2 separate regions of the Mus musculus genome follow, and region 1 is linked to region 2. The links are chromatin contacts, found by Hi-C or POLR2A ChIA-PET in ENCODE. All regions are on one chromosome and are shown on one strand. The core of a region is the stretch at or near the end of the contact, and the rest is flanking DNA. Distances in the headings are between cores, read along the strand shown.

The links. Hi-C counts contacts between places; a loop is a spot of excess contacts on that map. ChIA-PET counts read pairs that join two places held with the same protein, here RNA polymerase II (POLR2A).
Region 1: a loop to region 2 is called in a map of regulatory T cell, with 2.1 times the contacts of the local background. The contact joins two enhancer-like sites. A Hi-C loop is called at or near these places in 2 of 37 maps with a recorded cell type or tissue (mouse trophoblast stem cell and regulatory T cell). POLR2A ChIA-PET finds 5 or more read pairs at or near these places in 1 of 5 experiments (Patski).

Annotation. Positions count from the first base shown.
Region 1 is chr11:54,103,252-54,109,509 of GRCm38, forward strand. The region is part of intron 2 of P4ha2 (procollagen-proline, 2-oxoglutarate 4-dioxygenase (proline 4-hydroxylase), alpha II polypeptide); the gene reads left to right. Among named protein-coding and RNA genes, the nearest start is that of P4ha2, 5.5 kb to the left of the region's middle. Within about 2 kb of position 3,690, at least 2 of the 3 ENCODE cell types and tissues checked have a DNase peak (open chromatin) inside an H3K27ac peak, as active enhancers do.
Region 2 is chr11:54,000,151-54,007,413 of GRCm38, forward strand. Slc22a4 (solute carrier family 22 (organic cation transporter), member 4) reads right to left here. Exons shown (of 10, transcript NM_019687.4): 3 at 5,244-5,398. Among named protein-coding and RNA genes, the nearest start is that of Slc22a21, 23 kb to the left of the region's middle. Within about 2 kb of position 2,462, at least 1 of the 3 ENCODE cell types and tissues checked has a DNase peak (open chromatin) inside an H3K27ac peak, as active enhancers do.

The sequences.
Region 1 (6,258 bases), core at 2,440-4,939, 100 kb after region 2:
GTGTGTCCCTGGCTTCTGGGATCTGTCAAGAGCTTAATTTTATGCAGATGGAGGTTGACAGCAAATGCTGCAATGCAGGCACGGGAAAGACCAGCAGAGTCCTGGAAAGAGGCTTCAACTTTGAAAACCATCATTCAAATCTAGTCATTTAGACCTTTGAAGTACCTGAGGGTGGGACACCAGCGTATCCCAGAGCAAAGGGAATTACTGAGTCCTGTGGTCTGTGGGGTTTGTGCTGGGGATGTGGAGTGAAGGATAGACAGACAGTTTTCCTTCTCAGCGAGAGCAGAGCAGGATGAGAAGGTCAGACTAGGCTTTTTTGAGAAGCGGGGTTTTGTTCCGCTGGTGCCACTGCAGGGCAGAGACTTTCGTGTTTGGATAGTGATTTTCCTGACCCTGATAGGATCTGTTTGAGCCTGGTACAGGTCAGCCTCTGCTCCAGACTTCTTGGTAAGTGCTTGCTAGAGATTGCTTGCTCTGTACCTGGCATTCCTGGGAGCCAGGGAGTGGTGGAGATCCCAAGGCCTGGTACTCTTGGGAGACTGGAATGAGTAGGTCAGAAGCATAGAACTATAAGAGATTTTGGAGTATTGGTTCTGCTCCCTGTCTTTTGCCAGGGAACCATTTTTGTGTGTGTGTGTGAGCTTTGGGGCCTGTGATTGGTCAATTCCAGGGTCACCTCCAAGTGTTGCATACTTTGGTGACACCTGTTTCCAGTCTCCCCTGAATTGAATATGTCATCTCTCCTGGCATTCCTGGGACCCAGACATCACTCACCTTCTGACGTCTTCTTGTTTCTTCACTACCTCTTTGTATGGGCCTTCCTCACTCCAAGAGCCACTAACTTGGGCTGAGCAACTGTCCACTTCAGATCCCCTTGAGTTCCTGTGATTCTCTTGGTTGGTTCTGATGATTGGTCAAAATCAGCTCAATGATTGACAGCTTGCTGGCGTGTGTCGTCTAATTCAGTTCACAGAACTATCAAGTATAGGTCCTAAGGATGGTCTCCGTTGTATAAATGAAAAAAACTAAGGATCAAAAAGTCCAGGACTCCAAGGTTACAACGCCAGGAAATGACAGTTGGAGCTAGGGTTTAACTCTGGGTCTTTCTGACTCCATGGCAGGCATGCCTGCTCCCGGGGTGATAATGTGTGACATGTCCAGTAGACATGACTCTGGCTTGAATTCAGGGAATGGTGTCCTTACTTTTCCTCCATGAACTCTCCTTTTCCTGGTGGCCTCCAAGTACGGGTGTCATGGGCTTCTTAATCTGCGAACCTTTGAGACATCTGTGACCAAGTTTTCAATCTGAGTGCAGTGTGGATTCGCAGTCTTGGGAAGGCACAGGTGCTATGACAGTTACTGAGTAAGATAGGATGGTGTATTAGTCAGGGTTCTCTAGAGTCACAGAACTTATGGATAATTTCTAAATAGTAAAGGAATTTATTGATGACTTACAGTCGGCAGCCCAATTCCCAACAATGGTTCAGTCGCAGCTGTGAATGGAAGTCCAAGGATCTAGCAGTTACTCAGTCTCACGCAGCAAGCAGGCGAAGGAGCAAGAGCAAGAGCTAGACTCCCTTCTTCCAATGTCCTTATATTGTCTCCAGCAAAAGGTGTAGCCCAGATTAAAGGTGTGTTCCACCACACCTTTAATCCCAGATGAAAGGCATAGCCCAGATTAAAGGTGTGTTCCTTAACTCGGAGATTCAATCTTCTGGAATCCATAGCCACTATGGCTCAAGATCTTCAAACCAAGATCCAGATAAGGATCTCCAAGCCTCCAGATAAGGGTCACTGGTGAGCCTTCCAATTCCGGATTGTAGTTCATTCCAAATATTGTCAAGTTGACAACCAGGAATAGCCACTACAGATGGTATCAGTGTGTCTTGCAGGAGGGGCCTTAGCTGGGGAAGCTTAGCTTGCTGACGTGCCTTCAGCAGCCTCGGTGGTTCTTCTTATGTGGTTTACAGTACCGTTTCCTCCTCATTCCTGCTTTGTGTAGTTTTCATCATTCATGGTCAACCACACTGTGAAATAGTCATTGGAAAATAGAAGACATAACAACTCTAGGCTCTCCTAAGTTCTGTGACGGAGTCTGTGTCACTCTACGCTGGCCTTCCCAGTGTATCATTCCTTCCTTAGTGTATCCATGTGGTATACACTATCCATTGTTAGTCCTTCCATCCTTCATAGCCAGTTATCAGGTGGGCTGTACAGTATTAACAGTGAGAGTGCTCAAGTAACCTATTCAGCACTGGGCATTTCATATCAGTCCATTGTTATAATTACTCCACCTTGTTCCGTTGGTAATCTCTCCTTGTGTCTAATTCCTAAATTAAGCTTTATCATAGGTGTGTACTTACCGAGAAAGGCAGCATCTCAGGGTTTTGATACTATCTGTGGTTTTAGGCATGCACTGGGCTTCTTGGAATCTATTCTCCGTGGACAAGGCAGGAGTATTGTATCTGGAGCAGAGATGTTATCTGGCTTACAAGGTTTTTGTGAGAATTAGATGGTAGAAATGAAAGATCTTTGGAAACATAAACCGTGGTTATCTTAGCCTAGGTTCCCAGAAAACAGAGCCCGAGGCAGAGCTTAAGTGCTTAATACTTATTGGAGAAGTGTATTGCAGGGCAGCTGGGGTGAGAGGAAAGGAGAGAAGAATGGGAAACAACCAGGGGGTACCTTAGCCAGCTGGCCCCTCTGTGTGGAGATTGTTGGCTCTTCAGCCATGTCGGGTCTATCTACTTCTGTGTGCAAGCTCTGTGGGGACTCCATGACTGTAGATGATTTCTTACAGGAGGAGTTTGGAGGAAGTGTCGACTCCCACTGATACGTCACCCTTCATCAGCTGGGGTTCCCTCATTCCCTAGTCTGTAGCCATTGCCCCTCTGTAGCCATTGGAGAGGCAAGTCAAGAGTGACTGGGAGGAGTCTGAGAATCACCTTGGGTCAGCAGTGTCTTCTCCCTGGCTAAGCGAGAATAGATGGTTTGGAGCCCAGGGCATGGCTGTAGCGTGGCAGGGATGCCTTTTATCTTTTGGTGAAGTTTATTTTTGGTAAGTTAAGTTCAACTTGTCCGTTTGTGGAGGTCCTGATGAGAACCCCGCTCAGTGTTGGCTTGTGGACTTCCGACAGCTTCTCTGCTGTAAGTACACTGCCCTGTTATTGAAGCAGGAGGCTTCCAGCATTCACGTATTGAACAGAGAGATGATGTCAGGACAGATGTACTTTACGGGACACATGCATTCTTGTCAAGCCCATTCAGTTCCCGTTTCCTCTTCTGACAGCCATGGGGCTGCAAGTCTAAGGCCAGAGAGTCCCTTAACTGATCTTTTATGTGCTTCCTTAAATGGACACTGAGAGATGAGACTCAGGAGGACTCTTGGGAGAGGGGAGATCATTTGGCTTCACTGAGCAGAGATCTTGCTCTCACAAGGAAGGCTCTTGGTGAAGGTAAATATTTTTGACATGAAGTCATTGAAAGTTTGAGGTCTGGGGTGGTGCAATGGGGCTGGAGAGGGTAGCAGGGCCAGGTCACAGAGCTACAAGGGCTCTTTGGGCTAAGGTATTTGGACCATGTCTTGCTAGTCATGGGGAGCCAAAGGGAGGGCTTTGGCAAGCCTTGTTGGCTACTTGGTAGAACAGTGTTGGAGGGAAGCCAGTCCAGAGGTGGAGAGGTCAGAGCAGGTGGGGCCTGCATGGCTGAAGGGTGTGCTACAGGTAGACCAGGGTGATGACTGAGGCACAATGTTCTGTAATTGGACGTGGGTGTACTTCTGGGGCTGTACGGACATCCGTGTTCTTCAGTAGTGGGAGCACTTGGGACCTGTGCACAACTGGGAGAGTACCTGGTTCCTCTCAGCTCTGCCAGCCTCGAGTTAGCCATGATGCAGCAGGCAGGGCCGTGGTGGAAAAGGAGGTTGAAGAGTCAGTCCTGTTGGGGGCAGTTATCCCTCCCCTGAAGGCAAACAGCATTTTTGCCCAGTGCCAGGCAAGACCTATTTACAAACTCATGTTCAGTCTCTAGGCTGTTAAATGCTTTGTGAAAGAGCAAGCTGTAGTGTTTGGGCTGCAGCTGGGAGCTTGGCAGAGGGTCTTTCCCCGATGAGGTAAGGGGAGAAGCTGAGGACGCTGCTGGTTTGCAGCTGGAAACATCTTTTCATGGCTACTTGGCCAGGTTATAAATGTACTTTCCAAAGAGCAGGCTCGCTGCGGGACCTCTGCTTGTGTGTCTTGGAATCGCCGTGCTGAAAAATGGTGCCAGTTGCCTGGTGGGTGAATTACTGTCACTGGGACATTGGCAAGCTTTGCAAGACCTCCCCACAGGGGTCCAGACACTGCGATTGCCAAGGCCCCTTTGGAGTTCAGTTGAGAATGTCCTACTTTGTTTCCTTTACATATTAAACATATTACAAAATTATATATTTTTAAGAAATTCTAATAGAATGTCTTATAGAAAGATCAAGAAAACAAAGATAAAAAGACAAATAAAATCATGCCACCAAGATACAGTTAAAGCATAATTCTTTCTTACATGCATTCCTACATAATTTTTTCCTCTCAAAACATGGAGCATAATGTATTATTGGGGGGCTGGCCTTTGCCAGGCTGCTTTGATCTTTCTATGTTGATATTCATACAGTGTTTATTGTTATTTAGCTTATATTAAGCTACTGTACAATGTGTAAACTCTTTAGTTGTATTTTGTCTGGACAAATCTGATGAAGAATACTTCCCTGGGTGCTTGCTGCTAGATAGACTTTATTCTAAACCCTGAGGTGCAGCTCAATGCTCAGCCGTGTTCTTATTTGGTGCTGTTTCATAAAATGAGATTTGACCATGACCACCTCCTGGATTGTTCTTCATGGATTCCTGGGGGCTCCTGGGAAGGCTTTTGGCAGCACTGGCCCTGGCCAGACACGTGAATTCTCACTTTTTCTGTCCTGGGTGAGTACTGGGTGTAGCTCTGATGAAGGGCTGACATTCTCCAAACTGTAGAGAGCCGCTGTACTCAGGCTAAGCACCTCCTCTCACCTGACCCAAGTTAGGTGACTTTTTATATGAAACCTTTCGAGTTCAGGGGCCCTGGGGTCAGAAGAGATGATCAGATGTCCCTGCTTGGAATGGAAGTGTCAGTGTGGCAGCCTGAGAACAGTTTGCCTGGGGGTGCCCAGTTCTCTGGACCAACAGGGCTTTCAAACCCATCTCCCCTGCCAGGACAGGGCTTTGAAGGCACTTGGTAAGTTGCTTCCTAAAGCCCATGTGTGCTTTTTTGAGGCTGTGGATGGACTCATCTAAGCCAGGCAGCACATTCCAGAGAAAGGACAGCTGGCATTCGTGTAGTAAAGAAACCTGGTTGCTCTCAGGTATGGACTGTGGGTGGTATTTGAAAGGCATGAAGAGGCTTTCTGGTTTCCTGACTATGCTGCCTGATTTCTGACTAGGTAGAGTTGTAACTGGCCACACAGCAGGGAGCTCCATGCAGCCCCCAATTCATCCAGATCTGGTCTGGTCTCCTGCTTGGGCAGAGAATCACCCCTACTCTGAGGGGCAGTTGGCTGGCCCTCCACATCAGAGAGCCTCCCAACTCTAAGATTTTCCTACTTTTTGTGTGTGGCATTTTTGCCTTCTCTATTTTCTTTGCTTTCCATCTGATAGTAAATTTCCATCTGAGCCATTCCGAGACTTGGCTTAGTTGGAACAAGAAGAGGAAGAACAGGCAAGGTTCAGCTGGGTGGTGGCTTTTCCGCACGTTCTGGGCTGCATGGCTGGATGGGAGACATGTCTGAAGGCCCCACTGTGGACTTAGGCTGGCTGCCAGTGAAGCTTGTCCCAGGTTGCTGCTGCGTCCCTCAGAACTGTGCCTATTTCTAGTCGGGTGAGAAGGCAGTGGTTGGCTTCATCCTCATGTCAGCAGCCCAGCCCCAGTGTTTTGACTGTGTGAGACTGAGTCACCTTTGTATCCTGAGCACCTAGCTTGCTGCCTGGAATCTCTGGGTTGTAAGTAAATGCTTGTGAATGAGTAGGGAGTAGCTAGAGAAGGTGTCTCAGTACAGAGAGAGCCGTGTCTGCTCAGAATTGCCACTCGGAGGCAGGTGCAGGCTGGCAGAGGTCAGTTTTCCTCTTCTGCTGTCTGTCTACTCTGTACAGTCAGCTTGCTTGGTTACCCTGGCCATGTTATCTCAGGTTGTTTTGTTTTGGTTTGGTTTTGTCACTGTCTCTTCTCTATTATCACTTCCTTATGGTCGGAATC
Region 2 (7,263 bases), core at 1,212-3,711:
GCATCAATCTCTGGTTTCCACACATGCACATACACACACTTGAACATCACACATGCACATACACACATGAATAGAACCCAAACAAATCAGAATCCTAGAGCAAACAAACCTCAACACAGTGATAAAACCAAGATGTAAGCCGTATCTGTCAACCTATGCATGTCTAGCTTTCAAGAAGAAAATTGCCTGGGGCAAACCCTTTTGTCTTATGGACCAGTCCTTCAGCTGGGATGCTAGTGGAGACACCAGGGGAATGTGTCTTTCCCACTTGTGAGGCGGAATGTCTTTCAGTTCTTCTTGGGCTGATCATTAAACTGGCTAAGAGAGAAGTTCTCTCTGAGGGACACCAGGAAGGGGCCCCGAGTCTGGCAGATGCAAGAAGCTCCCTGTGTGCTCACCTGGGGGAAAGACCCATGGCAGAGATGACTCCCAGATTGGCTCACCCAGATCCCTGTAGTCTCCCTCTGTCCCATGGGCTTCTGATCCTAGGCAAAGCCTGGCTTCTCAGGGTCTCTGGAGAACAGAATCCCCACATCCCAATACAAGAGCATGTCCTAGTTCTGACGAGACCATGGGCAGCTCCAGGAGATTATGCCACTAATTGGCTCCTCTACCTTCCCTTTGTCATCCAGCCCCAGGAAGCACTGGGCACTCTCCATAAGGAGGCAGCAGGACATGCACCCCAATGCAACTGAAGCCTGCTGCACATTCTAGCTCAGGAGACAAGCCTGGGGAATGGATGTGCTAGGATGGACTGAGGGGGCAGTGCCCTGCATCATAATGGGTAGAGAGTGTGGGCTCCTCTATGCTAAGTCCCCCTGTGAGGGTTAATACTGCTTGTCAATTTGATGGGATCTAGAATCACCTAGGAGACAAATCTCTGGCATATTTGTGAGGGATTTCTGTTGTGGATTGGTTCTAATGCTATTTGTGTTCATTCGGCTCCCAAAATCACAGGGAACCCACACGTCTGAACTGAGGGTCCCTGTCCCCAGTTGGCTCTGACTGGGAAATAAAGTTGCCAGCAGCCAATGGATGGGCAGGGAGACAGAGGTGGGGCCTTTAGGATTCCTGGACAAGAAATGCAGAAGAGAAGGAAGAGGGCATCCCACCATGACAAGGGTGTAGGAGACCACACCGGGAAAGTGCAGGAGGGAGAGACGGCTGAAATGTAGATGCAAAGGGGAAAGCAGCCCCTGGAGGACCCCAGAAGGGTCCAGGGCAGCAAGGATAAAATACAGATTTAGTAAGTGTGTTAACTCAGGAATATTGGAGGGGAGTGTGTTAGCCACATGGAGGTTCAGAAGTGGCCTAACCATTAAGCTAGTTATACCATATTAAAATATAAAGTGTGTGTGTGTGTGTGTGTGTGTGTGTTTCCATCTGGGATCCAGAACATAAGGGCAGGTGGTGAGAAGTGTGTGTGTACCTGCCAGGAGATAGAGCAGATTTAACAAATTACCTCATCAGGTTTCTAGATCGACTTAACTGGGGAGAAAGGTCCCCATAAATGTGGGTGGAGCCAGGGTATGGGAGAGGGTGCTGGGCTGAATAAAAAAGAGAAGGCCAGGTGGGCACAAGCATTCATTTCTCTGCTTCCTGACTGGAGATACAGTGTGGTTGGGGGACTCCAACTTCTGCTGCCACGACACAGAAAATGAGATCTGGGTTTTTGAGATAAGCTAGCCTATGGTATTTGGCTATGCTATTTCATTCAAATAGGCCAGGACAAATTTATATTTCAAGTTTAAAGCATTTAAAGGTTGGAGTATAGCTTAGTTATACAGTGCATGCAAGAAGCCCTTGGTTTGATCCTTAATACAAAAAGATATGTACATTAATAAATTAGTGAAAAACAATACAAAATAGGTGGCTGATAAAAAGCCATGTAATTGATGTAGTTAAATCTCAAATATGACTGAGATCCCTGGTAGCCAAAGTTATAGAACATGCCATCAAGTGTATGCTCATTGAAAGGGAAACATATGGATTGGATCAAATGAGCTTTAAACATGTCTAAAGAGAAGCTACAGCAAGGATGGCAGGGGTGGGGTGGGGTCGTGGTTGGGTGTTGATGTTAGAAGTCTGAAAAATACTGAATTAGTGAGCTCAGTCAAGGCAGGAGGTGGTTAGGTTTTCTGAAGACAGAGAACCAGAGGGCGCTGTTGCGCTGCAGGAAAACCCGCAGCCACCAGGTCCATCCTTCCACCAAGCCCTCCCTTGCTGAGAAGCGGTTCTTTACAGGGGATGAAGGAGATCCACTGCTGGCATCTTACCCAGCAGTCTGTAGGCAGGTTGAGGGTGCTATGCCTGAGACTAACACAGGGCCTAGAAAGCTGGGGTGAGAGGGTCAATGACCCTGATTTTGAGTCTCACTTCCCCCACCCTGGGAGGTGTATCCTGTGTGTGTTGCTCTGAGGAGCATGAGTTTAGTTGGCCTTTTGTACTATCCTAAGACTCTTGCAAGCCTAGTGAGGTTTTTAAGAGCAGCCTAGAAGAAGGCTCATTCCTGTACTGCTTTGGGAACAATTCAGGTTCTGGAATCAACACAGAGATTAATCCCCAGGATGAACATTTTACCATCCCAAGCATCCAGATTCCCAGAGCTGGGAAGATCAAAGTTCAGGGAACTTCTCAAATGAAAATCTGTTAGGTTCAAATCTGGCTTCAAGGAAAAGAAAACCAACAGAAGCCTGGAAAGTAGCTGTTTTACTCGTGAAACACCAGAGGGCACTGCTGTGCTGCAGGAAAACCAGCAGCCACCATGTCTGTCTTTCCACAAAGTCCTCCTCCCCTGTAGAAGTGCCTGGGATGCCATCTGTTCTGGGACAGATCAGTTTTCAGCGACACTTTCAGGCCTTCAGACCTAAGATCGTAACACAAGTGTTATCCCAGAACCTAATGTTAGCAGTTTCCCTCCGAGCCCGCTAGAATGAGAAGGGTGGACCCAAGCAGACAGCGAGCCCTGTGAGTGCAGTCTTCTCTGTTAACTGTTGGCCTGACACACCTAAGCTCCTGCCCACCCTTGACCTGGCCCTCTTCTTCTCTACCCTGCACTCGAGGCCATGGCCACGTGGGAAGGAGGGTTGTGGAAGGCAGTGCCAGAGCTGTGGTACTTGAGGGGGCTGGGGCTGCTGCTGGGTGGCTGGGCCTGTGGATAAAGTGCTTGCAGTACAAGGATGAGGATGTGAGCTCAAATGCCCAGGACCCGCTTAAAAGAGCTGGGCACTGTGGAACACGCCTGAGAACCCAGTGCTGATGGGACAGAGACAGGAGGCCTCTGGGGTAAGTTACCTGAGAGCTCCAAGTTTAATGTAAGTTTATGCCAAAGAATAAGGTGAATGGCCAGCTGGCTGGCTCAGTGCCAGTCCTGGTCAGCTGAGTTGACTCCCAGGGCCCAGCGTGGTGGGAGGAGAAAATGAAGTCCCACTAGTTCTCTGCTTTTCACCCGTGTGCTATGGCTTGCATGCACCCCCTTTCCTCATACAAAATAAACATTCATTTAGAAAAATAGGCAGAGAGCAATTGTGAAGGACATCCAGTGTTTCCCTCTGCATTAACCTGCCCACACTCCTGAGCTCATACTTATGCATACATAAACACTCACAGAGACAGACAGATAGACACACAGATAGACAAACACAGACACATAGAGACATACATACATACATACATACATACATACATACAGACAGACAGACAGACACAAGTTAAATAAGTAAAATGCATCAGAGGATGAGGCTGTCTGGCATAGACCACTCCTTGCTCCCAGCCGGGGCTGCTCTGACTTTGTCCTCCCATCCAGAGGGACCCTCACGTCCCACCCTTCCCAGGTCTTACATCACTTACTGCTTGCAGCTCTTTTCTTTCTACACAAACGTCTCTGCTCTCTACAGACATAATAATATTTGTTATGGTGAAGTGTTGTTGTTGTTTTGCTTTTAAGAGACATGGTATTGCTACATAGCCCAGGCTATCCTAAAACTGATCATTCTCCTGTCTCTGTCTCCTGAGAACATGTGTGCATCTTCACAGATAACCTCAGAAAAACTCCTGTCGCTCTCCTCATCCTCCTCGGAAGGCTGAGAACCTCGCTCCTCATGCCAGGGCCTGCTTAATGGAGGGCTGCTTATTGAGCCACGCGGAACCCTGTGTCTCCTGCTTGCACTATCCCTTCCTGTGAGTCCTCTTCCCTCAGACACGAGGCTGGGCCCGTGGCAAGAGGCCATTCACCAATAATTAAAGGAATGGAATTTGGACAATTCCACCTTGGCAACCTGACAGAGGGTGTGCATGTATTTGGCTAACACAACATAACACGGCTAAGGCCAGTGAGTCACAAACTCCTGAGAGCAATCAGAACTACATAGCCAGGTGTAGGAAAGGCTATTCGACCTCTATGATAGAGCACGATCAATAGTTAAGCTGGAACAATGGGAAAAGACTGTGATAATTTGGGGCCAACTAAAATGCTTGTTCTAAGTATTATAGGACTTTGTGTTTATTATGCTGTGGGTATACTACCTCACCTCCTTTCATAATGAGGGGGTGTTAGGTGGTGGGAATCACACTTTTCAGAGCACCCCTGAACAACTTCTATGAAACTCACCTCATTTCCTCCTCCAGAGAAGCTGGAGAGTGTCTAGGGCCTCCCCAAGGCCTAGGAACTGATGGCTTGCCCTCCCTCAGCTTGGCCTTCCAACAGTAGGACTGTTATCAGAGAGGCACAGCTGTCCTGTGTGGAGCTCATATGCTCTGGGTGTGGGCTCAGAAGCAGGCCAGAGCAGCTCTGCCCAGGTGGGACAAAATCCTGCCACCTAGCAAGTGCCTTTCCTTCCTCTGTATATGGCACATCGACCCCACTAAGTTGCTTTGTAGGCCACCAGCCTTCTGCTTTCACAGCCCAGCTCGAGGGCTTTATGTCCTCTGTTGTCTCTCCCCCAGGACCTCCCGTCCCTCACTCCTTGCTCCTGAGAATGTGTCTCTGCTGTTGTGTGGCTACTTCTGCCTAGGTCAAGCTCTTGTATTTGGCCATATTCTGGCCCAATACTGATGGCCTCCTGTGAGCTCCAGTCCTGCTGTGACTGGCTCAAAGCTGCAGCCTCCTCCTCCACCACACACACACACACACACACACACACACAAGATTGAGGACACTCTGGATACACACTCTATGGCGCCCTCCTCCCTGGCCTTTCACAGGGTTGCAAGGAGGGACATCGAAACCCAGAAGTCATTCCTACCTAGTATGAAGGCCACCACGTAGTTGGAGATCTGGCCCATGCCCACAATGGCAAACAACACAGTGAACATCTCCCAGTTGGTTGAGAAAATCTGCACGAAGCTGAATCCAGTCTGCACAGCCATGGTTGCAAAGAGGACTTTCTTCCTGCCAAACCTAGAGGACACAGCATAACACTGTAAGCCAGGGTCAGTTGTAACACCAAGCCTAGCCTCACTGTAGGCTCTGTCTTGTGTCAGCACTAAGGCAGATGTATGTTTGGTTTCCCTTTGTCCTCCCCTGTGACATTCTGCCAGCCTCCTCCCTGGAGGAGCATCTGTCTGCCCAGGAACTACCTTCCGAGGTACCAAGCCTTGCTTCTGGAAAACACAGGACATCTTCCGTGAGAGTCACATTGACAAATCTGATCTTTAGAAGGAGCTGTAGGGAGGCTGGGCGCAGGGGCATGTTCTAGTGGACAGAGTTGCTTAGCATGAATGAAACTTTGGCTTTGACCCCCCAGAATGGGAAAGACTGGGTATGGTGGGGCATATTTGCCATCTCAGCACTTGAGAGGTTGAGGCAGGAGGATCAGGAGCTCAAGGCCACTGTTAGCTACATAGCAGTTTTGAGGCCATCCTCAACCATCCTGGGCCTGTCTCAAAACAAAACAAAACAAAACAAAACAAAACAAAACAGAACAAAACAAAACAAAACCCTTCAAAGTGCAGTTTGAAGACACTTCTTCTATCACCCACATGGGAATTCTGTAAGTTTAAAAATTCCCTGAAGGGTGGTTGCTTCTTAACCTTGGCTGCACTTGGAACCACCCAGAGAGCTTTAAAAATGACAGACAGTTCTTGACTTACAATGGTTCAGCTTAGGATGTCATGCCTTTACAACAGTAGGTAAGTGCTGTACACTCAGTTAGGGTACCAGCTTGGAATTCTGCCCTTGAATTCTATGCACTCTCCGTGCTGGACAAGGTTGTGGCCTGTGGGCCTCTCTGTCTGTGCCAAGCAGCAACACTGAGCTACCTAGCTGATGGACAGTGAGGGGAGGCAACCGGCCCCCTACAGCTGGCTGTTTGCTGAGCTGGCATGCGGTATTAGCTGTTTGAAGAGTTTTACAACCTAACATCTCTTCAGATGGGCTTATCAGGACAGGCCAAGCAGCAACACTGAGCTACCTAGCTGATGGACAGTGAGGGGAGGCAACCGGCCCCCTACAGCTGGCTGTTTGCTGAGCTGGCATGCGGTATTAGCTGTTTGAAGAGTTTTACAACCTAACATCTCTTCAGATGGGCTTATCAGGACAGGCCTAAGGGAAAGTTAAGAGCATTCCCTACTCATACCAGCACCCCACTTTGCCCGGGTCTTGTTTATTTGCAATGCAGGGTGAGTATTTGGGGTGTGATGAAGTTTCTCAGGTGTGTCTATGTGTCTCTAAAATTGAAAACAACTGCTTTATGAGGTGATGTCATTCTGAGCCATGTCTGTTGCGCCGCTCATCAATTTAAGCTTTAAATATTCATTCTGGTAATGACCCATGGGCAGGTGGAGGATGGGCTTTAAAGCTTTGGGGAGGGTAAGAACACCAGGAAGCCTCATCCAACACTGCCAGTTAGCATTCCTGCCTGCCTTGGCCACAAGAGCAGGTAAACACAACTTGGGATACTTCGATCTTGTCCTCACGAAGCCTGCAAGCTCTGGAGGCCAAAAGCCAGCCTGGGTCAGCCCTGTGGCTGCAGGCCCAGCCATGGCTCAGTTCCCAGGCTCAGAGTGCATAGCAGGGGCTGCTTGGCTTGAATCTAGCTTTCGGCTGTTTGTACAGCAATGACATGTCACCTACCCCCTACCCTGTCAAGAGTTGGGGGCAGAGTGTAGGGCAATGATGATAACAGCATCCTGTTCTGTAAAGGGACGTGTGGTCCAAGGGCTCCACTTTCTAGTGAGGTTGATACTTGCATCTCTTTTGGCCAAAGCCCCGTGAGTTCAGCCTGGGAGTGTGACAGGAGTGGGTCTTGGCAGGATGTTGAGGCT